Linked DNA regions of Homo sapiens: region 2 is linked to region 1. The links are chromatin loops, found by intact Hi-C in ENCODE. Cell type or tissue: heart right ventricle. All regions are shown on one strand. Each heading gives the region's core, and the rest is flanking DNA. Links, peaks and the distances in the headings are about the cores only. Region 1 overlaps CAMK2D (calcium/calmodulin dependent protein kinase II delta). Region 2 overlaps CAMK2D (calcium/calmodulin dependent protein kinase II delta).

Region 1 (16,081 bases), core at 5,118-13,117:
AAAAGCTTTGTTATTTTAATTTTGATAAAGAGCAGGACTCTTTCTTCATTATGTGGAATACCAGAGCTTCAGGCTTTTACATAATTTTATTTTAATAAATATACGAGGTCCATTACAAATAAGAAAAAACATAGTATGTATACGAAACAACATAATAGATAATACAAAGCATTATGGAAGCTGTTTATTGTTTTTTTTTTAATTATCATTTTTCAAGTCCCAACTTGTTTGTTTTTTCCCATATTTACTTTTCATTTTCTAGTCTGGTCTGTTGGAATACTAGCCAAAACTGGTAGAAGTAAACACCCTGTCACTATACTTGATAAGATGGCTAGAAAATTTACCAAAAAGAAATATTCAAATATATTCTGTTTCTCTTATGGAACTGGACATGTTATTTGCAATACATTTCTAGCATTTTGTTGCTGCTAGAAAAAAAAAAGATAACTACCAAGATCTTGGTTCATGGAAGAATTATTTTGCTTTGTTGCTGTTATGTCTCTTTTTTATGATATTAAGGTTCTTTTTATGCCAATGTGTTACAATGGATACATTTCCAACAGTCAGTAATTCTCTTTTCTCTTTGTGTTATCTATTTTGATTTTCTTATTGGTTTTTCAAAGTAAGAAACATATGCTATCCCTAAAAAAGGCAAGCTCTCATTACTTTTTCTATTGATGGCATGTAGTATGATAATCCTAGATTCTTGCAAGTTTAATTTCCCACAGAGAAGGTCTTCTCTATTTTACCCCCCATATGTCTGTATTTATGAGGTCACATTGTACCGTACATTCTTTCCTAACGTCCATGCATTTAGATATATGCTTCAATATTCTTGGGGTAAGGACCCCATTGACTGCTCAAATGATGGTTGTAACTAAATAAGAATGAGCATGCTGGTATTCTCTTAGAATTTTAGTCTCCAGAAGAGGTTTGTAATAATTTATATTTTAAATGATCTTTTCATTTCTTCCTCACATAGTAACTTACTTCCCTATCTTAGGGAAGCTTAGGAGAGGTATTGTTAACATTTCGTACTTCTGGCCATGTATTCTAAGTTATTGAAATCATACATTATTAAAGTTTACTGATTTAGACAGAAGAGTACAGATTGTATATAAAAGAGTCATTGAAATTCAGGGTGAGAAGGGACCACCGAGAACTGTAGGTAACTAAGGAGAGCTCTAAGATGGAAATAACTTAGAGCCACTCTCTGTTAGAAAAGAGGTAGAGAAAAAATATTGAGGATTCAAGGAACAGAAAAAGTAGTATCAAGGGTGACACTGAGAAGGCCATTTTTAAAAGACCTTAAAGAGATTAGTCAGGTCAAGGGCTCAGAAGGAGAATGAAATCATGTTGAATGAATGAAGTGTAGCCGGATGATAAAGGATCTGAAAGTGCACACTAAGAACATTGGATGTAATCTGGACATTAGCATCGATTTCTCACTGGAGTCTCATTGCCTGTCAACTCTAGAGAAGTTGGAGAAGGATGGTGAGAGTGGAGGGGACAGAAGTGCTGGCAAACTCTTTAAAACAATTGTGTCCATCTCTACCTTGGAATTCACAGAGTGCATATCACTCCTTGAGGAAATCTTCAAGCTTTAGGCAGTGGAACCACCATTATTGCTCAGTAATTCTCTGTACCTCACAACTACCAACCAAATATTTATTTCAAGTCGAGTTTGAGGTACAGATGGATTACCCAGGGTCCATTTGAAGCTTAAATTGCAACATACAGGTCTTTTCTTGGAATCCCTTCTCATTGTCTATCCAATCTTCCCCCAAAACAAACAGAAAAAGAAGAATGGTAATAGAAAAGAAAAAAGATTAAGTGCAAAGTTTTTTTCCTCATTTTCTTTTTTGTTCAGAGAAGTAACTGTGTTGTATATATTGTCTTTTAATACCTCTTTGCATGTTGTTTGTACTTAATAAGTATAAATTTGTCACAGAAATGGGGAAAAAGTTTCTTTCTTGGACACTTTGCATTTCAATAAGTATACAGTGTGTTTCATCAGTGATCTGTGGTTGGAGAAATTCCATTATATATACTTTTAAAAAGTTTTTTTTAGTTTATTTGTGCTTTTAAAGAAAACTTCCAAATGAGGATAGTTATTTTTAGTATGTTTCAAGTAAACATTTTTATTTAAAAAACTGTTATTTTCAGAAATAAATATTTTACTCTAGATTCTAGCTATAAATTGTTTCTAAGTGTAACTTATTGAATTCTATACCAATATGTATAATATGAAGTTTTCTTTCCCCATCTAGTTTTTCTTACCACATCCCTTCTTAAGTCGAATGTCTAGTTGATACTTGTTCAGTAGTGATTCATCTGAATATTCCTGCATCTTCTCTTTAGTTGCCAGTTACAAGTACATACTGATTATTTAACAGTACACAGTGAGCTCTGTGATATATTTTCGACTTATATCTTCTCCTGGTGAGTTCTTCTCCATATTTCTTTTCAGGTGTAGTTTTAACTCCCATATACATAAAGGACAATAAGAATTGCTAACCAAAAGTGGCCTTAAGTATACACAGTGACTTTGCAGCATAGTAGATTGGCCTTCATATCTGGAAAAAAAGATGTATTTTTTTTCAAATGAGTTACAGGGCAGGGCATACTAGTGTTGATATTTCTATAAAGAGAAAGTCTACACTATTTATTGCTCTGAGAACCTTGTTGTGTTTTGAAAAACATATAATCAGATAAAGAAGCCCCCGATATTTTTCTTTCTTAGTTTCCCATTTCATATTGTTTTGTCAAATCAACTGTGACTCATTAACATCTCTTTTCCCTAGGTTTTGCTGGCACACCTGGATATCTTTCTCCAGAAGTTTTACGTAAAGATCCTTATGGAAAGCCAGTGGATATGTGGGCATGTGGTAAGCAATTATATTTTGAAGCAAATTTTGTGATAAGCTAGTGTCTTAGTCCATTTGGTCTGCTATAACAATCTGTCATAGACCAAGTGGGTTAAATAACAAAAATGTATTTCTTATTTATTTATTTATTTTGATACAGTGTCTTGCTCTGTCGCCCAGGCTGGAGTGCAGTGGTACAATCCCGGCTCACTGCAACCTCTGCCTCCCAGGTTTAAGCAATTCTCCTGCCTCAGCCTCCTGAGTTGCTGGGATTACAGGCACGTGCAACCATGCATGGCTAATTTCTGTATTTTTAGTAGAGACAGGGTTTCACCATGATGGCCAGGCTGGTCTTGAACTCCTGCCTCAGGTGATCCACCTGCCTCAGCCTCTCAAAGTGCTGGGATTACAGGTGTGAGCCAGCATGCCTGGCCACAAAAATTTATTTCTCACAGTTGTGAAGGCTGGGAAATTCAAAATCAAGGTGCCAGGAGATTCGGTGTCTGGTGAGGGCCTGCTTTTAGTTTTATAGAGAGTTATCCTCTCTTTGTGTCTTCACATGGCAGAAACAGAGAGGGGGCTCCCAGGGTCTCTTTTATAAGAGCATTAATCCCATTCATGAGGCCTCCATCCTACCAAAGACCTCACTTTCCTTCCTTCCATCATATTAGGAGTTAGGATTTTAACACATGCATTTTATGAGGGACACAAATATTGTCTATAACAACCACAATTTTTATAATTTAAAATACAAGTTGAACATCCCTAATCAAAAAATCTGAAATTTAAAATGCTTCCAAAATCCAAAACGTTTTGAGTGCCAACGTTGATTGCCACATGTGGAAAATTCTGCACCTGACCTCATGTGATGGGTTGCAGTCAGACACAGTCCAAACTTTATCTTATGCTAAAAAATATTTAAAATATTTCATAAAATTACCTTCAGGCTATGTGTTTAGATGTGTATAAAACATAAATGAATTTCATGTTTAGACATGGGTCTCATCCCCAAGATATCTTATTATGTATGTATAAATACTACAAAATCTGAAAAAATCCAAAATCTGAAACATTTCTGGTCCTTAGCATTTTGGATAAGGGATACTCACCCTGTAATATCTTTTAAATTTGAAGTTGATATTCTCTAGTGATCGACTTACAGTAGAAGTTCTCAAACCTCAGTCTACAGCAAGATTACATGGACAGCTGTTTAAATGACAGATTGCTGTGTTTCTGATTCAGTATATCCAGGATAGAAACTTTTACCTTTTTAACAAACTCTCAGGTGATGCTAATGCTGCCATTTTCTGGAACACTTTGATAACAGGGATGTGGAGCATTGCTCCTAGTGGTTATGTATTTATGCTGCTATCTTCTCAATGGATCCAGCCAGTCCTTCCAATAAGTATTATGTTTGCCCATGATACTTGGCAGAGTTTAAGAGTGAACTAGTAAATATTGGAAAATAATGAAATTGACCATCCCGAGGGGACAGAAGTCTGATTTAGGCCTCTATCAGCCAACTCAAATCAAAAACAGTATCCTATGCAGGCCCAAAGACATATAATGGGGAGGATTTTCACCCACAGTTTTTATAATGGAATTTTTATGTTTCAACATATATTTTGAATACAGGAAAGACTGAAAGAATGCTGCAACATTACCCTACTAAGATTATCAACATAATCACCTAAATTCCTGATACTATGTCATTGCTACCAGCCTACAAGTAGATACCTAACTATCATAGTTTGGCTTTAGTGTGCTGCAGACAGATTTCAGTGCCTTTGGTGTTTGTCAGCAAGCTTGGAAAAGTTGATTTAAAAAACTTTACTTGATTCTGAAAATAATTTTTTAGACTTGTTTTAGTTTAAAAAGTTAATAAATTCATCATCACTACTTTATAGTGATAGGCTGTTCCTCACTATATTTCTTGTCAGCTTTACCTCTTTGGTAACAACTTGATGTTTGATCTTAAACTGATTGAATCTTGGGCTTTCAGAGTTACCTCCATGCCTGGGAAGGCAGTGGTAAAATAGGGCACTATATTTATAGTTTCAACCCCTGGGGTTCAGTCTTTACGTTTTACCTACTAACCCAGTCTCTTTAATATATCTGAGTTGGTTTCTTTACCTGTAAAATAGGAATATGTTACCCTCATTGAATTGTAGGAGGGTCAAATGCAGTGCACTTTAAAGGAAGACAATTGACAATTGCTACTTAATTAATGGGTAAGGTCTTAGGAATGCCCCAAGCTCTGTCTTCCTGCTACCTACCTGAGAGTATCTTCTAAGCATGAACTCTAAGGCATGAACTCTAAAATGCCTTGAATTAGAGCATTGTCACAAAATATCTTTGTTCAAATCTAAATGTTAATGGAAGATATCTCAGATATTTTCCTTGCAATAAATCAGCTCCCAGCATACATAGATCTGTTTCTGCTGATGAATTTAAAAAGCAACAGAGTGGCCTGAGACTCAGGCAGACACAGACAGGTTTTGTGAAGGATACAATCATATTTTTTAAAGTATTTTTAAAACATGATAAAGCTATATTTTTGTAAAGATAGGGGGTTGTAGCTAAAACGCTGCATTTGGACCTTGAACACTAGAGGGATAGTGTGGCATACAATAGTCAGTAACCAAGGGAAGCAGGACTCAGCATAAGGGACATTTCATACTCTTTCTTTGCCTGCTTCATCAAAGGCCTTTTCCAGCCTCTTCTGCCTTTGTGTTTATCTCTCCTTGTTTTCCTAGTTTCCTTCCTATTTTCTACTTTTTTTCTTCATCCCTCCTGTCTACTTCATAGGTAAGAGGCAGTATGTATAGTGGTTAAGAGAACACACTTAGCTTCTCAGTTCACTTGCTGTATGACATGGCACAAATTCTTTAGTCCCTGTGTCTCAGTTCCCTCTTAGAAATGGAGATCATCAAAGTTCTTGCCTCATGGGACTGCAGAGAGGATTTTTTAAATACAGTAAGTGATAGTTATCATTGCTATTATTATACAAAGTCTTTATTTATAAATGAAGTTTCTAGATAACTGATATATGCATTATAGTAGGCTTAAAAAACAAAGTGTATTATATAACTCAGCATTATTGGCGTGATTATCAGTAGAATGCCCTCATCTGATGACCTGAATACCAAATTCTCTCTCTCCCTCTCTCTGCTTTCTTTCTTTACTTTTAAATTATTTTCCCTTGTTTTATTTTGTAAAAGGTGTTATTATGGACAGATTTCACAGCTTCTGAATCATATTTTACTCTGCCAAAGAATTTAAATAAATTATTCATTTGTTCTTATATCGAAAACATTTTTTCATGTTTCAAATGTGTCACCATAAAAAATGATAGACAAGTGAGGTGATAGATAGGTGAGTTAGCTCTATTTAATTATGCCACATTGTATATCTGTAAATATCAAAACATCATATTATACCCCATAAATGTATTCAATCATAATTTGTCAATCCAAAAAAATTAAGAATTTTTTGAAAATTTAAAACCTTTTTTTATAATGTATAAGTTTTATTGGTGTTGAAGAATATCAGATCCACTAAAAAGAAACCCAAAAAGCTAATAGTTTATGCTAGGGATTCTTCTCTGGCTGTGCAGAAAAATCAATGATGAAGCATATACAGGCAAACCTCAGAGATATTATGGGTTTAATTTCTGGTCTCACAATAGAACAAATATCAAAATAAAGTGAGTCACACAAATTGTTTGGTTTCCCAGTACATATAGAAGTTATGTTTACAGTGTACTATAGTCTATTAAGTATACGATAGCATTATGTCTAAATGCACATACCTTACCTAAAAAATACTTTAAAATAGCCAGGCCCAGTGACTCATGCCTGTAATCTTTGCATTATGGGAGGCCAACCCAGGAGGATCTTGAGTCCAAGAGTTTGAGACCAGCCTGGGCAACATAGGATGACCCATCTCTACAAAAAGAAAAAAGAAAAAAAAAAACTGTATTGCTAAAATATCATCATCATCATCTGAGTCTTCAGCAAGTTGCAATATTTTTGCTGAAGAGTCTTGCCTCAGTGTTGATGGCTGTTGACTTATCAGGATAGTTGTTGCTAAAGGTTGGGGAAGCTGTGATAATTTCTGAAAATAAGACAACAATGAAGTTTGCCACATCAGTTAACTCTTCCTTTCATGAAATATTGCAGTACTCACCAAAATGTGACACAGAGACACAAAGTGAACCCAAGTTGTTAGGAAAATGGCACCACAGACTTTCTCAATGCAGGGTTATCATAAACCTTCAGTGTGTAAAAAATGCAATATCTGCAAAGTACAGTAAAAAAAAAAAAAAAAAAGCACAGTAAAACCACATATGCCTTTCTATCAAAATGCCCAGATCCTGCATGGGCCTCTGCTTTAGTGGATCTGTGGTAAACACAGGCAACTGCATTTTTAATAACCTATGATGTATTATCAGAGTTTGGATTCACTGTCTTAGACTCACAAAACACACTATGTTCAATTTTAATATTACTTTGGAATATTTGATTTTATGTGGATTGTCTGAGTACATTTCTGTAATACAGTTCATATATCTAACCTTTTAAAATAATGGAATATCTTATAATAGTGAGATTTCATATCTGTGAAATGTGAGAGAACTTATAAGTTAGAAGCTCTAACTTTCTTGTCTGGAAGAGGGAAAAAGGATAGGTAGAGAGTAGTTTCCATCTTTGTTTTCTAAACTATATAACATTTTGTTAGGTGTTAAGCAAATATTAGATAGATACTACGTACACATGTGCATACATGCATGCACACACACACACACACACACACACACACATCAAGAATGACTCCTTAGAAACTTATAGCCATAGGGCATCTCATAGATTTTTAACCCCAATTTTGCCACCTTTCACCTTGCTATATTGTATCCTTTCTTCACATAATATTATGCAAACAGCCAAATTCCTTTGTGATGAGCCTTGCCCCAGTTGGAGCATGTATGTGCCACCAATTTCCATTTCTTTAGAGACTGTGTGGACGCTTTGTCTAGAAATGCACTTGAGATCACACAGCTATGAAAATGTCTTAAGTGTTCTAATATCACATGTTGAGGGGAAATGACTCCCACTAGAACATTATAATGTATTCTTTTGTTACATATCTTGGTCATTGTTGTGGGATTTGGAATTGTTTTACCATTTTATTATATATCACCTCACTCGTGTGACATGAAAGTGACATTAATTCACTTTATTTGTAAGGTGATGTACCCTTAAACTCATCATCATTGTAATCACCACCACAGTAATGGACACACTATTTGGTTGCTTTTAGGTTGTGGCTTATCCTGAGGGAAACTCTTTTTTAGCCATTCATTAGCACTGTCTCTTGCCAATTAAGTAGTGACTTATTTTCAAGAGTAGACACTGGGTTGAGTGGTAAAAAATTACACTACTCAGAAAACAAAAGAAATGCAAAACAAGCCATTTAGCAGAAAGGCAGCTAGCCTTCTATATGAATTAAGCTCTGAACCCTCATTACAGCAGAGCAGAGTGAAGCAGGGCATTGGTATAATGACTAAAACAAGCCTGTACATTATTTTTATTAGAATCATGCAATTATCTGCACACAGGAAATCTCGAATTCCAACATTACCTTGCTTTTGTGATCGCACACAGAGTATGGTCTGACCTGTACTCTCTCTTTGGAAGCAACTATTCCATTACTGGAAAGCAAATAATAAACATTAATGAAGCAAGAACATAGCCTTGTGTTCTGCCATTAACAGCAGTAAATTGATTTTTATGACTTAATTGTATGTATAACTGCTTCCATAATTTCCTAATGGGATGAGGAAATGTTTGTGGATGTCACTGGATCACAAATTTCTAACAGAGCTTCTTCTACAATTTGGCCTAAAAATAAATAAATAAATGCAAGCCTATAACATAGGTCTCTCCCGCACCCTATGTACATATGTGTTGTCTTGCTACTTTTCTGCCTTACTTAGGTATCACTCTCAACAGTTATGAGTGATAATAAATTAGTGGCTGTCACAAATGTACCTTGACTTCGGACAAACCTTGGGAATTTTATGGAATATGTTTCTTCTTTTCTTGTGTGGTGAATTTAGGTTCAGCAATGATGTGTTTTCTGGGGTTTAACCTTTTCATATTTCAGCTGGTGTAAGTCATTATCAGTTACTTTAGTCATTTTGAAATCCCAAGCCTACTGGATATTCTGTTGCTATTACCAGTTCTGAGGTTACCTTACACTTGGCCAATCACAGATAGGCCTCCAGATTAGAAGCCTTCTGCCTTCATCCATTCTTACCCACATCTCCAACAGTCTTCAGTTCATGGAGCCTTACTCCCAATCATAGTCTTTACCAATATTCTCTTACTCTGAACTTACACACTGTCTTAAATTTCTCTACATTTACTATGTCTGGTTTCCCTAACTTGGTGTTTTTCAAACTCTGAAACACAAACCACATGGTTCATTCAGAGTGACCTAAAGTGCACCCTCCTGAGATCTACCTCAGGACCATTGAATCAGATTCTCTGGGGCCACAGGATGCAGCAATCCCACTTCTGGTTATATATCCAAAAGAATTGAAAGAAGCACCTTGAAGAAATATGTGTACACCTATGATCATAGTAACACTATTCACAACAACCAGGAGGTGGAAGTAACCCAAATGTCCATTGACAGATAAATAGCTTAAACAAAATGTGGTTTATACGTATAATTGTATATTATACAACCTTAAAAAAGAAGGAAATTCTGTCCCGTGCTACAACATGGATGAACCCCAAGGACATTATGCTAAGCAAAATAAGCCAGTTACAAAAGCACAAATATTATTATGATTCTACTCACATGAAGTATTAAAACAGTCACTTTCATAGAAACAGAAAATAGAAAGGTGATTACCAAGAACTAGAGAGAAAGGGGAAATTAGTGTTTCATGTATATAGAGTTTCAGTGTTGAAAAATGAAAACAAACTGGAGATCTGTTTCATGACAGTGTAAATGTACTTAGTACTACAAAACTGTTCACTTAAAAATTGTGCATCTGGCTGGACATGGTGGCTGATGCCTGTAATCCCAGCACTGTGGGAGGCCAAGGTGGGAGAATCACTTGAGCCCAGAAGTTTGAGACCAGCTTAGGTAACATATAGTGTGACCCTACCTCTACAAAAACAGAAAAAATTAGCCGGGCATGGTAGCACACACCCGTAGTCCTAGCTACTCTGCTCGAGAGGCTGAGCCCGGGAAGATCATTTGAGTCAGGGAAGTTGAGGCTGCAGTGAGCCATGTTCATGCCACTGCACTTCAGCCTGGGTGAAAAAGAGTGAGACCCTGTCTTTAAAAAACAAAACAAAACAAAAAAACAACAAAAAAAAAGATCTGTTTTATGTACTAATTATTTATTTATTTGTTTGTTTGTTTATTTATTTATTTATTTATTTATTTCGAGACAGGGTCTGGCTCTGTTGCCCAAGCTGGGGTGCAGTGGCACCATCTTAGCTCACTGCAACCTCCACCTCCCAGGCAGAAGTTATCCTTCTGCCTTAGCCTCCCCTGTAGTGGGGACTACAGGTGCACACCACCACACCCTGCTAATTTTTTACTTTTTGTAGAGACAGGGTTTTGCCATGTTGCCCAGGCTGGTCTCAAACTCCTGAGCTCAAGCAGTCTGCCCACTTCGGCCTCCCAAAGTGCTGGGATTGAAAGTGTGTGGGACCTTTTTTTATGTACAATTTAAAGTCACTGTGCGGGACCTTTTTTATGTACAATTTAATGTCATGTGTTTAAATTTAATGTTAGGTATTTTTAGCATAATTTAAAAAAAAAAAGATTCACTGAGGTGAGGCTCAGGAATTTGCACTTTAACAAGCGCACCAGGTGATGTTGATGCAACACCAAAGCTAAGCAATACTACCACAGCTAATTTCAGATTCCTTTAGGAGAGCAGTTTTTAGGATTATTACAGGATATGTCAGAGGTTGCAAACAGGTGAAGTCTTAGTTCAGGCTGCTATAACAAAGTCACATAGACTGCGTGGCTTATAAACAACGAAATTTCTTTCTCATAGTTCTGGAAGCTGGAAGTCTGTGATCAGGGTGCCACCATAGTCAGGTCAGGTTTTGGTGAGGGCCCTCTTCAGGGTTACAGACTGCCAACTTTTTGTTGTATCCTCACATGGTAGTTAAGAGAGCTAGCTAGCTAGCTGCCGTCTTCTTAAAAGGGTGCTGTTCCTGTTCATGAGGGACCCATCCTCATGGACTAAATATCTCCCAAAGGCCCCACCACACCAAATACCATCACATTGGGATTTGGATGTCAACATATGAATTTTGAGAGCCGTACAAACATTCTCTCCATTGCAGGCAGTCTGCTGTCTTAGTCAGACATGCGGACATTTTATTCTTATGAGTGTTGATGTTAATTATTTATCTTTATAATTTATTAGCAAGTAATTTCTATAAAAACTATCAGTTTCTTGCTTCTCTAAAATAATCAAAAGAACAGGTGATGCAATGCTTTTGCTCTTTTATAGTAATTGTACCTGTCAGACACATGAACACAGCTGCCGCCCTGGTGACCACCCCACCCCATACACAGTACAGGTGCAGGCCTTCATCCCTGCCTGCTGCCAAAAGGCCTGTCAGTTTGCCACTCCTACTACATGGCATAGATAGTTTCCATCCTCTGAAACATGCCTTCCTATCTTGCTGGCATTGATCTTCTAGCTCTTTGTTCTGCCCTTCATTGGCCATTTAGGTCAGAGTGTTAGTTGAGCACTTTCTCTACTTGAAATGTATGATGATTTTCCATTAATCATACTACAACAAGGTAAGAGAGAGCCATACTTATCACTCATGTAATTAATTGTGTACTTCCAAGTTCCACATGCATTTTGCTTATAAGTTTATAATGTACCCCTTTATTTACTTAGAATATTCAGTAACTGTCTTAGATTCTTCCATTAACTTCCTACTATCTTCTCAGAGTTCTCCAACATTCCTTCTTCATCTCTCCTTTTGTAAGAACAGCATTTAGAATGTTTAATTATTAACAAGATTATAGGTTTAACAACTTTTTTAACATTAACTTTTATTAAAATCAATTTTGAATGTTCTCGATGATATAGTCTTTCTACCTAATTGTAATCAGTGCTTCTCAAAAGTCTTATTAACCGGACATCTCTAGCATCTCCCAAGCACAAATATATACATAAGATAAGGAAAACTAGTTTTAATATCTACCTGTATATGGAACCAACTCTATCAAAAATAGTTTTAACTGTTTGTCATGGAACATGTGAAACATAAAATGGAGAGAATACTATAATAAACTGATGGCTAATCTTATTTCATCTATTTCCTCCCTTTCATTTCCCACTCCAATATTATCTTAACCAAATTGAAACATTGTATCAATACATCTATAAATATTTTAAAGTATATCTCTAAAAGAAAAGGACTCTAAATATGACAGTAATATTAGTTTTAAAATTTTAATAATTATTGCTTAGTAACATCAAAATATCTAGTCATTTTCCTATTTATCCTCTCCTGTCATAATCTTGTTTGGTCTCTTAGGTCTCTTAGTCATTCTTAATTTGTAATTTTTGCTCCATTCTCTCTTCTGTCTCCTTATTTCTTGATTTATTTTTCAAAGAAAACTGTAGCTCCAAGACAGCACATGTAAGTGCTCAATCTTGGTCTCTAGATACTATTTACCATTAAAAGGAACCAGAACTTTCTGTAATAGCAGCTGATTTCAAGTTTAGAACAGGAAAAAAGCAAGATGATCCAGGAGCATCTTGTCATACCACAAAGAAAAACTATTAAGGACCACAGAGTTTATATTAACAGATGCAGGAACCACTTTGAGGAGGCTGGCACTAGCCAAAGATGGGGCAATTGAGAATCAATAAGAAAAATAACATAATAGATTGAAATACATCAAGTAAGTTTAAATCCAGGAATTGATAATGATAATCAAAATTCAACAGAAGTCCTAACCTTTGGGGGATGTTGGGGAGCCAATGCGTTATTTTAAAAACTGGCTAGTAAAGAGGAAAATAAATAAATAATAGCCTATCTTTCCTATATGAACTGTATCTTAGGCCAACCAAGTGGATAAGGAGCAAGATTTTCTTAGTCTAAAGAAAGCATGATATAATTAGAGTATCATCATTTTGTTTGTTTGTTTGTGAGTCTCACTCTGTTGCCCAGGCTGGAATGCAGTGATGTGATCATGGTTCACTGTGGCCTCGAACTCCTGGGCTCAAGTGATCTTCCCACCTCAGCCTCCCAAGTGGCTGGGACTAGCTGTGCATTCCACCACACCTGGCTAAATTTTTCTATTTTTGGAAGAGACAGGGTCTTGCTATGTTGGCTAGGCTAATCTTGAACTCCTGGGCTCAAGTGATCCTCCTACATCAGCCTCCCAAAGTGCTGGGATTATAGGTGTGAGCCACCATGCCCAGCCATCATTATTTTGCAACCCCAGTAAAATTATGTAGGCAGTAATCATAAAAGGCTGCTAGTGTCATGAGAGATACCCAACATTTGGAGGTCACATCATCACCCCTCAAGTGGTCTCGCAAAAAAAAGACTTCTTCATTGACTTTTAATGATTTTAGTACTTTAGGTATATGGGCAAAGAAAAAGAGCTAGTGATTTTTTCCTTTCTTTTTTCTCTGACATAGAAAAAAGGTAAAATTTAGGTTTATTAAAAAGATAAATTGGGCTTACTCATGAGGCAAGAACTCAATTAGAACAACAAACACTTTTATTTTATTTTATTTTATTTTTATTTTTGAGGCAGAGTCACAAGACTCTGTCACCTAGGCTGGTAGAATTCAGTGGCACGACCTTGGCTCACTGCAACCTCCACCTCCTGAGTTGAAGCGATTCTCCTGCCTCAGCCTCCCGAGTAGCTGAGACTAAAGGCATGTGCCACCATGCCCGGTTAATTTTTTTGTATTTTTAGTAGAGACAGGGTTTCACCATGTTGGCCAGGCTGGTCGTGATCACCTGACCTCAGGTGATTTGCCCGTTTTGGCCTCCCAAAGTGCTTGGATTACAGGTGTGAGCCACCACGCCCGGCCTAGAACAACAAACACTTTTAAAATAAGCATTTGTTTAGAGGACCTAGCTAAAGGAAAAAGTAGCTGCAAGGAACATTTAAGATAGGACCAAATGGACATCTTTGCTAGTATGTCAAGGTCTCTCAGTTAGACAACACAAAGTTTTAAATTTTATATTATCATTCCTACTAAAGTTCATAGATAAAGAAAAAGTGGCTGCAGGGAATGTTTAGAGCATCATTATGTCTGTCCTGCTTGTGGTTGAAACAGTTACTTAATCTCTCAGCCTGTTTCTTCATCTATAATATAATGCAGATAATAACAATATCTACCTCATAGCATTATACAAGGATTAAATGAGATAATGCATTAAAGCACACATAACTCTGAATAAATGTTATCTACAATAAAATTTATTAGTATTACATTATCCTTATGCCATGAGTCTCATACTTGTTCTATACATTCAGAAAATAGAACTACAAAATAGCATAACTCAGAAAGGTTTTAGATGCTTGTTTAATAATCAAGTTGAAGTAAACTTACAAAACGGTGTTTATTTAAATAGGCACTGACAATTTCACATCAGGCTAGTCAATAGCACCTATAATATGTTTTTTTTTTAAGTCTTTGGGCCTAAAAGTGTTTTTTTTAATCTTCACATTTATGCTATTATTTTATTTAAAGTACATGTTTTTGTAAACACTCCTCCATCAAACAGCTAAATTGTGGGCATCTATTACATATTGCCTGCTTTTCTCATGGAATGAGCCCTCTGTGAGCTTCCTCTTCCCAGAGAAGCACCACATCAACTGTCAACTGCAGACATAATTCATAAGGACAAACAGCCTATGTTGAGAATGCTAAATGTCTCAGTTGAGCCACTATTTCATAATTCTATAACAGCCTAATTCCAGATGTGTATTAGGAAAATGTTCATATTCAATGGAAACTATCACTATTACAAAGCAAATTTTCTTCTTAACCTCCTGGAACCTTATATAGCTGAGGGCTAAAACTACTCAGGTACAGCTTTTTTTCTACTTGCCTCCTGAGAACACAAAGAGAAACACTCATCATCATCATTACTATCATCATTTTCATTAGATGTATGGAAAAATTATTTTTATGTCATGAAGGTGAGGTACCAATATACTGTGGTTTTCTTCATGGTCTTTTTTTTTTCCTTAAGAATGTTGTTTAAAATTTTTTATCCTTGTATTGATTCACATGACTTAAAAAATCTGCTTATGAACTGTATCTTCCTGAAGCAGGCTATAAAATTCTAAGATGATTAAACCATTGCTTAAAAACCATTTCAGCTGCTACAGTGTCTATTGTATAAAGATGTCCAGACTGCTGGACAGGAGCAGGGATAGATCTCCTAGGTACAGAGACCAAGAGACCACCTTGGATAAGGGAAAAAATAAGTCTCAGGGTACACCTGGCAAAGTGTCACCTGTCTTACTCTTCTTCTCAGGTTTCCTAGGCTTAAGGAAACATAGCAAGAAAAAAGCAAACAGGAGAGGTCAGAGGAATGACTGCCTTCCTCCAGGATAATGAGCTAGGAAAGAAACCAAAGGCCTTAAGCAAGGCAATAAAATACGTGAAAAGTGGCAGGAGAGATATTTGATGACAGAGAAGACCACTGTATCAAAACAATCTCAGACATTTAGACTGCAGATATGATTTCAGGGAAATTTACAAACTGTGAATACAGAATTTTTTTAATTTTAAAAGTGAAATTAGATTTTGGTTAATTTATAAATAATTATGTTTGTGAAAAATTTTAGCAAATTTTATTACAGCCATGTGTTTATTGTTATTATTACTTTGAATTTTCTGTGGAATTTCTCCCTTCTCTCCCTTTTTCCTCTCCCATAATATATATTCTTCTGTAGTCTTGTTGGTTTAGTTGTTTGACTGAGAAGGCTTGAAGTATTTGAAGACTAAGATTACTGAAAAGAAAAGGGTTTTGTCTCTATGGGGTACCCACATTTGCAGGGACTATGGTTATTTAGAACGTGGATTTATAACCAGGACACCATCACTCAACAAAATGTCCCAATGACCATCAAAACAAGTATGAGGAAATAAAAAACATGCTTAGTTTTTAAACTTC
Region 2 (16,081 bases), core at 5,280-13,279, 50 kb after region 1:
AAGTTTAGCTCTAAGGCTATAAAGGAATGTGTTGACTTGATTGATAACAGCATGTTATTTGTCAGTTTTTGTGAAGTTAATTCTACTGAATAGAACCAATTGGTGTCTTGCATCTATATATAAAATGCTGTACCATTGTATTTGTAAAACATTTTACCACTATGTTTTAGGGCTTTTTTAAAAAATCTCATTTAATCTGTACAGCAAGCTTGTAAAATCAAGAAATACAATAAAGAAGGGACTCAGGACATTGCAACTATGTTTGCAATGTCCTGAGATCTGGAATCATATAAGCAGAGATCTGGAATCATACTAGCCCTAATGGCCTCCTTTCAGAGAAGATCAAGCACTTTGACAGGAATTAGGGATCTAGACTCATTCTTAGAGAGAGATAGAGACATTTTAAAGCTATTCCTGGACTAGTCATCTATAAGAGAAGTGGAAAAAGGACTATAAATTGCTCTTTAGGAATTAGACATTGGGTTACTAAATTCCATGGCTGGGTAGAAGGGATGAGGCTTGTGAATATCACAATGGAACCAGGACCCAGGATGGGAGTGGGTAAGAAAGGGAAGTTTGGATAGAATGGGTATATAGGGAAAGGTCTTAGCTTGTTGTGTAAAATGTGTAATTTTCAACAAGTCTGTAATTAAATTCTTTGTTTCAGAATGCCCCACAGATTTCATGAGTCTCTCGGTATCTTCCCTACCTAACACAAAATTCAGATTCTTAGTAAAATATCCATAAAGTGACTCTGTTTACTTGACTTAACCAATTATTGCTTATATGGAAACAGACATTCTCATAGATGCACCCCTTTTTCATTTAAATAAAAATTGGGCATTTTCTTTACACCTTCCACATTAGTTCCCTTATGTATTTCTGCTTCTGATTTTGACCTTTTACTGTTTTCTCATTTTTTTATTTTTTAGAGACAGGGTCTCTCTCTGTCATCCAGGCTGGAGTGCAGTGGCTAAAACAAGAAATAATATGTGCATTAAAAAAATAAATACGGCCAGGCACGGTGGCTCACACCTATAATCCCAGCACTTTGGGAGGCTGAGGCGGGTGGATCACCTGGGGTCCGGAGTTTGAGACCAACCTGGCCAATGTGGTGAAAACCCATCTCTACTCAAAACACGAAAATTAGCCGGGTGTGGTGGTGCATGCTTGTAATCCCAGCTACTCAGGAGGCTGAGGCAAGAGAATCGCTTGAACCCGGGAGGCGGAGGTTGAAGTGAGCCGAGATTGTGCCACTGCACTCCAGCCTGCGCGACAAAAGCAAAACTCTGTCTCAAAAAAAAAAAAAGAAGCATAAGGATATAGCTGCTATCATATGTGAACAAACACAGAATGCTTCAGATGAATGTAACACATGATGTAATGCCTAACAAAGAGACCTCTATTTGAAATACTTGGATTCATTCATTTAAAAACAAGAAAAAAAGATTGAGCACCTTCTGTGTGCTGAATATAGTAAAATAGACTGAGGCTGAAAAGGCTTAGCTTTTTCCTAAGGGAGTTTTTAGTTTTATAGTATCCTCTTCAATGAAATTATATCTGCTAGTGCATTTCCCATTCCAGTGAATAGCTATTTTTTGCATTAAAATTTTATTACATGTTAAAGTTTCTTCCAGAGTACATGAGTGGATAAACTATCTTGCCTTTGAAACTCAGTGAATTAGGTAGTCTGTCTTTATTTCTTTTAAAATGGAATAGCGTAACATTTTTCCCTTGGCCAACGTTGTTGAGCAGAGTTTGCCAATCCATTATATGAAAGTGAGCAACATGTTTAGTACAAAAAGACTGATTTAAGTATTGGCATTGCTATGATTTATTTTACTGTGGTGAAACTAACTTCTCTGCCAAAGCTATATTATCCCACTGATTACATATATGTGACTACTTCAGTATCCAAAGGAAATTCTTTGCAATATGCAAATACCTTTGGATGTTTGATTTCGTCTCTTTAGATTAGAACAAAATTTAAAATCTGTGATGAGTTCTGAACATTTCCAAACTACTCAATTGTGTTTTCTTTAAAAACAAATATAAAACCTCTCTATACAACTATTTTATTTAATATAAGTTATAGATTAAGTTATATTTTTAAATGTCACCTCCAAAGAACATTTCTCTTTCATTTCTCCTCACTTCCATAGTACTATCAGTGCAGTCTGCACTACTGCATTACTCATTGCAATACTCCTGTATAGTATGTCTCAACCATTTTTAATATGTTTGTGTTCAAATGCATCTAAGAAAACTGAATTGATATGACTATGTTATATTCTAGTGCTTTTAACACACCTTCATCATCATCCTTAGTCTTTCTTTGTCTCCTCAGTTTCTTTTAATTTCTTTGTCTCCTTAGTTTTGCTTATACCCCACATGCGGTCTCAGAAAATCCTACTAGTTCTTCAAAATGCACACTTTTTTTTGGAATTGACTGCTGCTCACCAACTCCATTGCCATCACTCTAACTTAAGATATAATCATCTTTTGCTGATATTATTGACATAGCTTCTTAGCCATTGACCTGCTTCTGCTTACAGTCTATTCTCAACAGAGAATAGAGTTACACTTTCAAAAATACATTAGATCATGTGCTGCTCTTGCTCTGTATTCTCCAGTGGCTGCCAAAGACATCAGAATCTATTAAAAGGCCTACCATGACCAGGGCTCCTTCAGACATGCCTTGCCTTGCCATCTGACTTAATGTCCTATTATTATATGTGCATCAGGAACACTGTTTCTGAAATGTATCAAGCAGGTTCCTGCCACAGGGCCTTGCACTTACTATTCCATGTCTGGTATGTCCTGATACACATTTCCATGTGGCTTACTGCCCTTTCTCTTTTTAAGTCTCTGACCAAATGTTATCAAAAGTTACCCTCTCTGTGAGATCTTTTACTACCTTATTTTAAATTACATCCCTCCAGACTGGGCATGGTGGTTCATGCCTGTAATCCCAGCACTTTGGGAGGCAGGCAGATCACTTGAGGCCAGGAGTTTTTGAGACCAGCCTGGCCAACATGACAAAACCCCATCTCTACTAAAAATACAACAAAATTAGCCAGGTGTGGTGGTGCATGCCTGTAATCTCAGCTACTTGGGAGGCTGAGGCACAAGAATCACTGGAACTTGGGAGGCAGAGGTTGCAGTGAACTGAGATGGCACCACTGCACTCCAGCCTGGGCAGCAGAGTGAGACTCTGTCTCAAAAAATAAAATAAAATGAAAATTTACATCCCTCCAAATCCAGCACTCCCCATTCTCCTGTTTTACTTTTCTCTTTATATTTATTATCTGAAATATCTATTTTACTTGTTTCCTGTTCCTCTTCCCCCTACTAAAATGTAAGTTTCTGTAGAGCAGAGATTTTTGTCTGTTTTGTTTATAGCCATATTCATAGTATCTAGAATAGTGTTGGGCAATAGTGGGAATAATAAATATTTAATTGGTAGAGGAAGGAAGCATAGTGGATACCAACCATGACATGTCCTAGCAGCCACTAAAATGATCGGAATTCTCCTGAAATTGTGATCAGTTTACAACTTTTTCTGTGTAGGTTTTTGTACATATAATTACCTCGCTCCATAATTTAGGAGTTAAAAACACCGAAAATGCATGTTTTAAAAGTGTCTTAGTCCATTTGTGATGCTATAACAAAATATCACAGACTGGGTAATTTATAAATAGTAGAAATTTATTTTTCACAGTTTTGGAGGCTGGAAAGTCTAAGATCAAGGTGCCAGCAGACTTGATGTCTGGTGAACGCTTGCTCTCTGCTTTAAAAATGGCACCTCTTGCTGTGTCTTCACATGGCAGAAGGAATGGAAGGGACTAGCCAATCCCTCAAGCCCTTTTTTTGTTTTTGAAGAGGAGTCTCACCCTGTCACCCAGGTTGGAGTGCAGTGGCACAATCTCAGCTCACTGCAACCTCCGCCTGCTAGGTTCAAGCAATTATCCTGCCTCAGACTCCCGAGTAGCTGGGATTACAGGCACCCGCCACCGTGCAGAGCTAATTTTTGTATTTTTAGTAGAGACAAGGTTTCACCATGTTTGCCAAGCTAGTTTCGAACTCCTGACCTCAAGTGATCCGCCCACCTTGGTCTCCCAAAGTGCTGGGATTACAGATGTGAGCCACTGCACCCGGCCCTCAAGCCCTTTTATAAGGGCACTAGTCCCCTTCTAATAACCACTCAAGGGCCCCACCTGTTAATACCATCAATGTTTGGTATTAAGGTGCAACATGGACTTTGTAGGGACGCATACATTCATATCATAGCATTAAGTCATAGGATGTTTTTTCCTATTGGAATGGAGGACGCGCTTTGGTGTCAAATATACTAGATTTGAATCCCAGCCCAGCTCTCCATTGAATATGCATTCTGACTGCTCATGTAAACCATTCTGAGTCATATGTACAATAGGGATAATAATATGTCAATGCTGGCCGGGTGCGGTAGTTCACGCCTGTAATTCTAGCACTTTGGGAGGCCGAGGCGGGCGGATTACCTGAACTCAGGAGTTCGAGACAAGCCTGGGCAACACAGTGAAACCCTGTCTCTACTAAAATACAAAAGAAATTAGCCGGTGTGGCGGCATGCACCTGTAGTCCCAGCTACTCAGGAGGCTGAGGCAGGAGAATTGCTGGAACCCGGGAGGCAGAGGTTGCAGTGAGCCAAGATCCCGCCACTGCACCCCAACCTGGGCGACAGAGTTAGACTCCATCTCTAAAACAAAAATAATAATAATATGTCAATACCTAACCATTTTTTACCTACAAAAGTAATTTCATATGGCTCAACCTGAAAATAATAATAACAATAAGAGAGCATACTCATGTTGAATAGTGATACAATCTATTAAATGCCTAGTATAATTCCTGGCCCATGATTTAAAACAGTCCATAAATCCAGAGAGAACTGTGTGTGTGTTTTTAAACATCGTTTCTATTTTCTGAAACATTTATTTTAGATAAGTAGGTATAAATGTTAAGACCCACATCCAGCCAACCTATGTGCATAAATACCCAAACTACATAAAGCTGCCCAAGTGCAGAAAACAAGTTCATTTTTGCTTTAAAATCGAAACTGATGGTTTTTTTAAAGTGTTTGTGAAGATGACGGTGTTCTTTTAACTCATTATGAATTTTAAACAATTAAAGTATTTTAGTTCACTACTTTTGGCCTCCATAGTACCATATAATAGGCACTTAATAGATTAATGAATTAATTATGAGGTTTCTACATTAATTCTGAGTTGAGACATATTTTGTACTTATTAAACATGTTTTAAGTAATAACTCAAAGTCATCCCTCATTTGAAGTAGTCCTTTTATCTCTGGATATGTTCAACTGTTTTGAAAAATTGGCTCAATTTTGCCTGTGTCTTGATTATCACTGCTGAGAGGAAAAGAAAAATATGTAGACTGATTGTTTTCCACAAAAGTAAAATGTGAATTTAAAAAGGAGCATATCTATGCAAAATTACTTAAACACTTCTCAAGCAAAATATCTCAAGAACGATAACATATAATGTCCCTTTTAGAAATTGTGATTACCCGGTTCAGTGTTTCCTCAAAAGAAACTAACTATCTTGATAGAAGTTAACAGATTAAATGTGAAAGACCTATGATTTGTTTTTGAATTGACTGTGTACAGGATCATTGGTTTCTTTATTAACATCACTGCATGTGGTTATTTACAGCATGTCTGTCTGGCAAAACACAGATGGTAAATGTTATGGAGAGAATTTGGATTTCAGGAAAAGTTGGGATAATAGACAAAAACTTATACCATTATGTGTTTTCAAATTTAAAAAGAAAGAAAAAAAAATCCTGCTCCAAATGTCATTTTTTTTACAATTGTACAATTTGAATTAGGAAATGTTTTCCACTGGAGAAAATAATGTTTTGGGGCCGTGAGTATTTTAAGTAGAGTATTTTTACTCCATGCCTAGGCCACTTCACACAGAATTATAGCATTCTGATTAAACATTGTACCACATTACACAAAGTTAAGCTACACAAAAATGTAAACATATTACTAAACAGTAAAGAAATACCTCTGGAAAGGTTAATGGTCCGTAATGACAGAAAAAATAACTTACTTCCAAAAGAGTGTTGTGATTTTTTAAGTGGTATTTTGACCAATGTAGGAAGAGTGTGAGCATATGAGATTGTATATTTAAGTCTCTCTTCAAGAAATAGAAGCTCTTCACTCATAATCTTTATAAGAAGAGAGAAGCCTAAGAAGGAACTTAGGGCTATTTAAATATATGAAGAGTTAATAAACATGAAATGTGTTTACCTGTCACTGAGAATAAAACTAACAAAAACACATTTGTTTGAGATGTGTGTAAACATCTGTACCTGAGTTGGTATTCTTTAAATCTGTACTACAATTTTGTAACAGGAGCAGTGTTGTAAGTTATTGAGGAATTTCATCATCTGGGTTAGTTAAATTAACCTCACTTCGGTAAGTGCTGTGTGGTTGTAATCTGACTATGCAAGTGCCAGCGATAACCTTTGTAGTCATTCTCAGTAGTCATCCTCTCTGAAACCTCCAAGTCAATATTTTCATGTTATCTCCAGTTTTTTTTTAATGTAAAATTCTTACTATTGTCTTAATCTCAGTTCATATAATATAAATGCAGATTTCCTAAGTGTGGAATATTAATTACTTATTAAGTAACTTGAATGGTGTCTTTGAAGACTGTTCATCTTTTGAAGGAGTCATACTCACAAATATGTATCTACTATACATTAAATTTTGAAATAAATTCATAATTTATGGTAATTTACATTTATAATACATGTTGGAATAAATGAGAATACATAATATGTTGTTGGTTCTGAAATATATGGCTCATAAATTTAATTTTTACTGCAGTTGCATTGGTTAAACTAAGAACACCTTTACTGGACCTGTAAAACTGGGCCCCAATATTCTTTTTTTTTTTTTTTTGAGACAGAGTCTCACTCTGTTGCCCAGGCTGGAGTGCAGTGGCACAATCTCGGCTCACTTCAACCTCCACCACCCACGTTCAAGCAATTCTCCTGCCTCAGCCTCCCGAGTAGCTGGGACTACAGGCACCCACCACCACACCTGGCTAATTTTTGTATTTTTAGTAGAGATAGGGCTTTACCATGGTGGCCAGGCTGGTCTCGAACTCCTGACCTCAAGTGATCCATTCACCTCAGCCTCCCAAAGTGCTGGGATTACAGGCATGGGCCACTGCACCTGGCCAACTGGGCCCCAATATTTCAACAAGAATTTTTAAATTAATTATCTAAGCTGAATTTAGAGGCAAATATCCCAGAGCTAAACTGATTATACAGTACCAATGTGAGGTATCCTTTATTAAAAAGCATGTGTTACTGTGAATCATTTAGTAATTTCTGGTATGATAGGATATTTTTAACTTCCCAAAGTAAGCTTTAACCAATGTAGTAACTAAGCACGGAAATGGCTCTTGGGCCTACGAGTCTTATCATTGCTTTCAAATGCATGACGACATTGGAAGAGTTATAGGCATTCACATGGGTACAGCCCAATGGATTCTTCTCATCTGCTGTACAGATAAGGCCAATACACTGAGACAGTGATGTTGCAGTAGAGAAACAGTTTAGTTATTGCAGGGCATCCAAGCAGGAAGACAGGACATGTTTCTGAAATCTGCCTCTCTGAGAACTTGGAGGCTTGGGTTGTTAAGGATAATTTGGCAGGCAGGGGGCTAGGGAAAGGGTGCTGCTGATTGGTTGGGAATGAAATCATAGGTGTGTCAGAACTGTCTTCATGTGCTGAGTTAGTTTCTGGGTGGGGGTTGCAGGACCGGTTGAGTCAGTTCCTTTGTATGAGTCACATACAAAGGGTGGCATCAGTTGGTTCACCAGAATGCAAAAGTCTGAAAAATATCTCAAAGACCAATCTTAGGTTTTACATTAGTAATGTTATCTATTAGGGGTAATTGAAGAAGTTATATATCTTGTGACCTCCAGGTACATGACTCCTGATCAGTAAGCAAACTAGGGAACAATAGCTGGTTATTGCTTAACTATTCATAGATCTTAGCAAATTCAAGACTCTACCATAATTCTAACCTTGTGGCCTTTTATTAGTTTTATGAAGGTAGTTTCAGTCCTGAACAAGGAGGGGGCATAATTTTGGGAAAGGCCTGTAATCATCCTTGCTTTAAAGTTAAACCGTAAAGTAAATTTCTCCCATAGTTGGCTTGGTTTACACCCAGGAATGAGCAAGGGCAGTTAGCTTGTGAGGTTAAAAGCAAGATAAAGTCAGTTATGTCACATTTATCTCGTTGTCGTAATTTTTGCAAATGCAGTTTCAGCATCACTATGTGAATGTGTGTGTGGTAAAAATGGGAAGTATAAATAATTTTCCTCCAAACCTAAATAAGTCTTGCAAGTTGTGACAGACCATTGTAAATTTACACAGATTTACAATGCTGTGCCTTTTCAGTCCAATGGTCTGACATCTGAGAAAGCTACAGTAATCATCAAAGTTGGGCATATAGGCACACATATTACGTTGAGCCCTGGCCTTTGGATCTACAATGCCATAGATGAATGCAACATACTCCTGACATATCAAGAGGTTCTATCATTTTTTCATAATTTTCCAAATTGGAAAAATTCTCCTTAATTATTTTATTTGTATTATAAACTTTTTTCCACTAGTTCCCCACTTACTGTTGACTACAGATGCTTTAGTAGTTTTAAACAATGAATGGGAGGAGACTGATTTTCCCATATGTTTTGTAAATTGGCCTTTCTTCTTCCCACTTCACTGAAGATAATCTGCCCTTGCAGATTATCTTTTATTGATTCAGGGAGCTATGGACTGGATAGTGATGGACTTTGTAATGAAAGCACAAGCTACTATTTTTGCAGCTGCTGAAGATAAGAATAAGCTAGAAAACATGAAAGTACAATGATCGGAGATGCTGCTGCATATTCCTGTGTAGTAAAAGATCTGCTTTGTTATCTGGACAGTCTCTTCCAGAAGAAGAGACTTCTTGAGTCAAAATAAGATAAGAAGTATGCAACACAAAGAAGTGAAATGACATTCTTACAGTTGAAATATTCATACTATGTTAGTTGGTAAAACTGCTTAGCTTCTACCTCATTGAGGCAACATTGGTGTGAGAAACACTGAAATATGACTGAGAGCCTACACTAGCAAGAAGATGGGGGGAAGATACCTTTAAAAAGATCACTTGGAGTTCAATAATTATGGATGCATAATAACATTTTGAGTACTCTTAATATAGTCAGCCTAGTTCTTTCTCAAAAAATAAATTCAAGGACATAACAGTTCAGTTGATACTATGGAATTTTGTTTGTTTGTTTGTTTGTTAGTTATTCAAAACCAGCAAAGGGATATGATGCTTATTTGGTAGAGAGGACATGCTCTTCAGCTCTTTCTGCCTTCTTGATCCAAGAAAGCATTCACAAATTTACCAGTTTATTTACTCAGGAAAATGTGGCTATAAATGAATTTACCCAGGAATAAACTAAATTCTATTATTTACTAAGTTCAAATAGTATACTTTTCATAAAGGGATGAAATCAGTTATTGAAAAGAAGCTAAATTAATTGTAAGCTAAACAACAGCAACTGAAATCACTGAAAGAAATTAAAACCTACTATCATGACTGTAAAGGATTTTAACCATTCTCACTTTTTATATTTCTAGCTATTAATACTGAAGGGAGGACAGAATATTAACACTTTGAAATTAACTCTCCGCCAGGCACGGTGGCTCACGCCTGTAATCCCAGCACTTTGGGAGGTCGAGGCGGGCAGATCACCTGAGGTCAGGAGTTCAAGACCAGCATGGCCAACATGGTGAAACCCTGTCTCTACTAAAAATACAAAAATTAGCTGGGTGTGGTGGCAGGCACCTGTAATCCCAGCTACTCTGGAGGCTGAGACAGGAGAATCGCTTGAACCCGGGAGGTGGAGGTTGCAGTGAGCCGAGATCACACCTTTGCACTCCAGCCTGGGGGACAAGAGCAAAACTTCTTCTCAAAAAATAAACAAATAAATAAATAAATAAACTCTTGACCTGAAAGATATATGCTCCGTTTTGACTAATATAAAATTGATTAGCAGAGTTAGTTGAAATCATTACAGCACCCAGGGGCAGCTGGATTGCTTTCATGACCAAAAAAAAAAAAAAAAAAAAAAAAAAAGGCCAAAAAGGACTTTCCAAATATTTTAAAACTTTATGACTAATTGGTCTCATTGTCTCTTTTCCACGTCTGAATTTTTTTCTTTCAAGAAAATAACTGTGGCCATCACCTTGGTTACACAGTGGAGAGAAGAGATACCCTTAGAGAATGCTTAGAACATCTCTGATCATGCAAATGTGTAAACTTGAATGCCAAGAGACTTTATAATCTTAAATCTGAGCAGAGGATGTGAGTCTTTGACCAGTTTCTTAAAATCTTTTTCTTCCATGTCATCAACTCTTAACTGGAAATGGTACCACACCTATGTGATTCATGGAACATCTTAATACTTGAAATACTCAATGGTATTCACAATGCTGTGCTATTTCTAGCTTCTGCAAGTCAGCTGGGGGTGGCAGAATAGTTACCCAATTACTTTAATGTGGCTAGAGTGAATTCTTTCACATAAGCAAATGTTCTGTGTAATCATAGTTTCTTTAGACTCTAAAACATTTATTTAAGTCATTTTTTAATGAAAATCTTTATAAATACTTTATACCTCCTTTAATTTAATAGTAAATATTTTATTTCCATTTCCGGTCAAAGGTAATTTTAGGAATAACATGACCATATTTTACTGTAACCCGTGATATCCTTGCAAACTAAAAAAAACATAAACCTATTTGTACTTATTCTAAATGATCCCAATGCTAGATCTTTCTGATCTTAAAGATTTGTTAATTATTTATTATTAGGCTATAGCAATTTAACAGGGCTAAGACTGATATTACTTCTTCCCCAGTTAACTATCATTTTGTACTATGAAACTACTCTGCATTATATAGCAAAGTTCAAAGATGGTTTGAATAATTTATTTATTTTTTTTAATCCTGAAAGCCTCTAGTAATTAAAGGGTGAAAAGTTGATGTTATTCAACAGGTGACTTCTGGATAAAAGAGGTTTACAGTAAACATTCGTGAATAGAAATTTAGTAATTGCCATGTCTTATATTTGAATAAAATATTAAATCACTCAACTTTAGAATCTGTGATAAGTTTGATTTTAAAAGCCAAAATTATGAAAATTCCTCTCCCCAACATTAACTGCTACATCAGTCTAGTGAAGTAAAAATAAAGTCACAGAGAAACAAGCCGCTAATTGCACAGAGAATGCCAAATATAACTGAATTGATAGGCACCTTTTTCTGTAAAACTACCAAGAGCATAATTTGTATAGTTGCCTAAAATAGTAACTATTCCCAAGGGTTAATTTTGTTAATGGCAGCATGGAAAAAGACAATAAAACCACGGGGCACCCAGTTGTGTGAAATTGATGTAATAATTAATTACACCCTTAGCCTAGTAATTAAGTAGTCAGTCACCTTGCCAGAGTAAGTTCAAAGGCATTTAGGTGGTTCATTTAAGTTTATGATTTCAAAATATTGAAGTAAAGCACTGTGGGCTGGAAAGGAACATAGATCAGTGAATTGAACAGCAGAGGGGAACCTTAGCCAAATAAAGCTCTAACCCTGGCACAGCCTCTGAATTTGCTAGATGACTTGAGCAAGTCACTTAACCTCCTTGTCCTTCAAGTCTCTGACAGCCAAGTACCCAATAACCTGTAAGAAATGTAGAAAGAAGGATTTAAATTAAATAGAACTAGACATATTAAGAAAGTAAATAAATAGAATTGCTAACTTAAGATGATACAAAAATTGTTGCTATATAACAATTTTAATTGCACAGCTTTTGATCATTGAATAAGTGCTTTTTAGGCACAATTCACTAAAAGATTTCAACATATGACACTCTGCAAACATCCCAGTGAAGACACATTTGCAGGTATAAATTCAGTTTATTTTGTGGTCCAAGTTTCATTGTAGTCAGCTAGACCTCTCAATAGGGCTTATCATCAAGTAGTTTCACTTCAATGAACTGATTAATCCAAAATCTAAACAACTGAAAAGCTCAAGCTCAAATACTAGAATTTCTTTGCACTCAACCCTCTTGAAAAGAAATATTAAATGTAAACATTGACTAGAAGTATCTGGTTTATCTTACTAAACTTTTAAGATTAAATCTGCTGCTATTCCGGCATCTGAAATACTGCAGCCTCATAAACTTTGGTCCTGATGCAGACTCTGAAGTATCCAAGGTGCCTTCTCAGCACCGCCACATCCAAACTGCTATCATACATGATAATTGTCTACATACTTGCATTTATCTAGTGATTTAAAATGTACACAGTATTTTATATATATTGTCTAACCATATACTGATATTTATTCATACATGCATGCATTTATGGACGTTGACTCAGTACTAGGTGTTCAGACTATAAACTGGTCAAGTTCTAGTTAGATATATGAACATCCCGTGATAATGCAGTAAGATCAAAGTAACGTAAAGTAGCTGGGTCTGAAGCACGCAGGAAGAGCAATACAGACAAAGTGACACTTGAGCAAGGTATTGAAAAAGATTTTCAGGCAGAAGAGGGAGAGCTTCTGGCAGAAGGAAAAATGGCAGGAAAAGTACAGTTATCAAAGAGCCAGGACTAGCTGAGGAAAGGTGAGCCCCTTGGTGTGGCTGGAGAATATATAAAAGCCCTAGAGGACAAAAAGTGTCAAGAGATAAAGCAGGAAAAGTAAGAAGATCTTTAAAACAGAGAACTTTGGGCTTCAGCTTCTAGACCATGAGAGGAGGGGGACTAGAAACCTTAAAGGGGTGGGGGACAATGGCAGCTCTGTTCTATAGAGTGATGATTCTGCAACAGTGAGGAGTGAGAGAGGCCGGTGTGGGAGACCTGGGAGCAGGAAGGGTCAGGAACTTCCGAGAGCCTGAATCAGAGTAGTGGCAGTGAGCCTAGAGAGGAAGAAATGGCTCTGAGAAAGAGTTGGAAGAATGTAGAATGGCTAAAGATCTATGAGGAATAAAAAGAAAGGAGATAGCAAGGCTTCCAGTTTGGGCAGCTGAGTAGATTATGATGCCACTATCCAAGATGAGAAATTCCAGAGAGGCATCAGACTTTGTGAGAAAAATACTGAGGTTCATTTTGGGCACCCTGGGTCTGAAATGCCAGGACAAATTCAGATGTTTAGAATGCAGTTAGAAATATGAGCATGGAGCCTAGAAAGATTTAAGGTCTCCGAGATAGAGAATTGGCAGTCTTCAGCATGCGGTCAGAGCCAGAGGAGTGAATGAGATTGCCAAGAGTAACCAAATGAAATAATTAAGAGGCTAAGGATGTATCCTGGGAAACATCATCAGAAGTGCTAAGGAAAAAGAATGATCCATGGAGGATTGGATATGGAAACAAAGAAAGAATTGAATCCAGAAGAAACCCCAGGTTTTGAGCTGGGAGACTGGCAAAATTGTGGTTTCATTAGCAAAAATGAGTAAGTCAGGAAAACAAAGGAGTTCGATGATCAGTTTTAGACAAGTCAAAAAGTGTTTTCTGTCATTGTCAATAAACGATAAGACATACTACTTTATACTTAAATTATTTCCATTTGTCAATTTTATATTTCTTAAAGGCTGTCTGGTTATCACCAAATAATGTACCATCATATATTTTAAAAAGGTCATTGGATTGGGAATCGAAACCAATTGAGTTTGTTCTGGACCTACTATTCATTCAAATACTTATTAAACATTTCCTATATGCCATGCACTGTGTTATCTGCTAGAGATGCAATGGTGCAGTACCACCCTTCTAGAGTAATAGAGAAAACTGATTAATCGGTTACATGCAAATAAATATGTAAATACAAGTGTACTAAGTGCTTTTAAAAATCAGGTGCCAGCTATGTATGAATTCATAACATCGCGGGGACCTGACCTAACATGAGGCTCAGGGAAGACTTTTTTTTTTTTTTCTTTTTTTTGAGACAAAGTCTCGCTCTGTCACCAGGCTGGAGTGCAATGGTGCAATCTCAGCTCACTGCAACCTCCACCTACCGGGTTCAAGTGATTCTCCTGCCTCAGTCTCCCGAGTAGCTGGGACTACATGTGCGTGCCACCACACCTAGCTAAGGTTTGTACTTTTAGCAGAGACGGGGTTTCACCATGTTGGCCAGGATGGTCTCTTGACCTCGTGATCCACCCGCCTCGGCCTCTCCAAGTGCTGAGATTACAGGCATGAGCCACCGCGCCTGGCCCAGGGAAGGCATTTTTGAAGAAATAATAGTTGAATTGAGATCTGATAAAAGAAGTAGGAGCAAAATGGGGGGGGTGCAGTTTTCCAAGAAGAGAAGACAGTACATATAAAGGGCTGGTAATAGGAGGCAGAATGTCCATTTTGAATTGGTAAAACAAAGGAGCAAGAGTGGATTGGAGAAGATAAAGTCAAAGAGTCTGAATGAGTCTAATGAGATGGGCAGAGTCCAGATTACGCAAGGTTTTGTAGTCTCTCTTCAGGTACCTATCCTGAGAGCAGTGAGAAGGTTTTAGAAGAGTTCAAATAGAAGGTTATCTGAAGAGATAGGCATTTAAAAAAAAGAAAGAGAGAGAGAGAGGTGGTTGCATTGTAGAGAACAGAATAGTGAAGAGCAAAATTGGTTGCAGAAACACTAAATCAGAGGGCTGTTACAGAGCCTGGACAAGAAATGATGGGTGCTTATACCCAGAGAGAGTGGGGGTGAAGAGGAAAAAAAGTCAAAAAGAAGAGGAAGGCAAATTCAACAGAACTTAATGGATTGGCTTGAGGTGCTGGATTTAGGGAGTCAAATATGATCCTCAGGTTTCTTTCTGGCTTATGCAACTGAGAGATGATCTTGCCATTCACCAAAATGGGGATCCATGGAAGAGCAAGCAGGCTTGTAGTGGTGGAAGTTCTTAAGCTCAGTTCAGTATATGTTGGGTTTGAGGTCCATTTGAGATACCCAAATGGAGGCTCAAAAATAGCCTTGACACATAGATCTGAAGGAAGAGTCTAGAAAGGAGGTTAACAATTTGGGAGTCATTGGAATATAGATGACTATTTAAAACACTGGTGTACACAGGACTTTAGGGATGCAGCATGAGATAAGGAGAGGGACTCAAATTGAGTCTTTAGAAGGAATTGAAGCATTTAATATCCAGGTAGAGAAGGATAACATGGCAAATGAGAATGAGAACATGTAGAAAAGCAAGAGAGTTAAGTAAAAGGAGAGTGTTCCAAGACAAGAAGGTGGGAAGGAGTGATCAGCAAACTCCATACCTTTGGGCAATGCGCATAATCCCTTTATTTATCTGTTAAACCAAGAAATAATCACTGCATTCCTGAGTATTGTTATAGTAACCAAATCTAATGTTTGAGGAAATGTTGAAATCTGTAAGTTGTTTTATTATGTAGTTACTCTCAGTTCTTGGGTTTTATTTTGTTTTCAAACACTGGGATCATTCACACCCTTATCTTACTCTTCCAGGCCTCTTAGAACAAGAGCCAAAAATATATGAATTTGAAAGGGAAAATGTTCCCAATTCTTTGTGCATAATTGCATGGAAAGTAATTCCACTCAGAACCTGGAACATCTCTCCCACTTGGTTTTCTCTTTTTCCTTTTCCTAAGAATCTAGAAATCGCCAGAAAGTACTTTGTGTCCTATGAGTATAGGCTTGAGCACTTCAGTTCTAGAAATAAACCTAGTAGGTAAACAGCTTCCTGCGATTAAATGGCTAGCTCTGGAGTGGAAGAAGCTTCTGGTATTCAGGGAACACCTTACTGGTACATTCTGCATTCATCGTGGTATAATTAGGGACACATCACAAGCTCTCCACTTTGACTTTTGGAGTGGTTATTTATTACTTGGTGTTCAGGAAGAGGGAAGGCCAGATGAGAATGGACCCCCTCCCCACACAACTTGTCTGTCCAAGCCACTGACACAGTAACTGTTCCTCAACCTCA

The links. A loop is a pair of places that touch in the nucleus more often than their neighbours do. Peaks named below come from ENCODE experiments on the same cell type or tissue, not always from the same donor. Only the 100,000 strongest peaks of a DNase experiment are listed, where the experiment ranks them.
Region 2: it touches region 1 in a loop (2.0-fold over the local background); 3 of 110 quality-filtered maps call a loop at or near these places.

Annotation. Positions count from the first base shown.
Region 1 is chr4:113,518,023-113,534,103 of GRCh38, reverse strand. It overlaps CAMK2D (calcium/calmodulin dependent protein kinase II delta), which reads left to right. Exons shown (of 21, transcript NM_001321571.2): 8 at 2,805-2,888. Among named protein-coding and RNA genes, the nearest start is that of CAMK2D, 240 kb to the left of the region's middle. In heart right ventricle, for the core only: no CTCF peak of the experiment used is centred there; no DNase peak of the experiment used is centred there; H3K27ac peaks cover 543 bases.
Region 2 is chr4:113,468,638-113,484,718 of GRCh38, reverse strand. All of the region lies in intron 16 of CAMK2D (calcium/calmodulin dependent protein kinase II delta), which reads left to right. Among named protein-coding and RNA genes, the nearest start is that of CAMK2D, 290 kb to the left of the region's middle. In heart right ventricle, for the core only: no CTCF peak of the experiment used is centred there; no DNase peak of the experiment used is centred there; H3K27ac peaks cover 4,339 bases.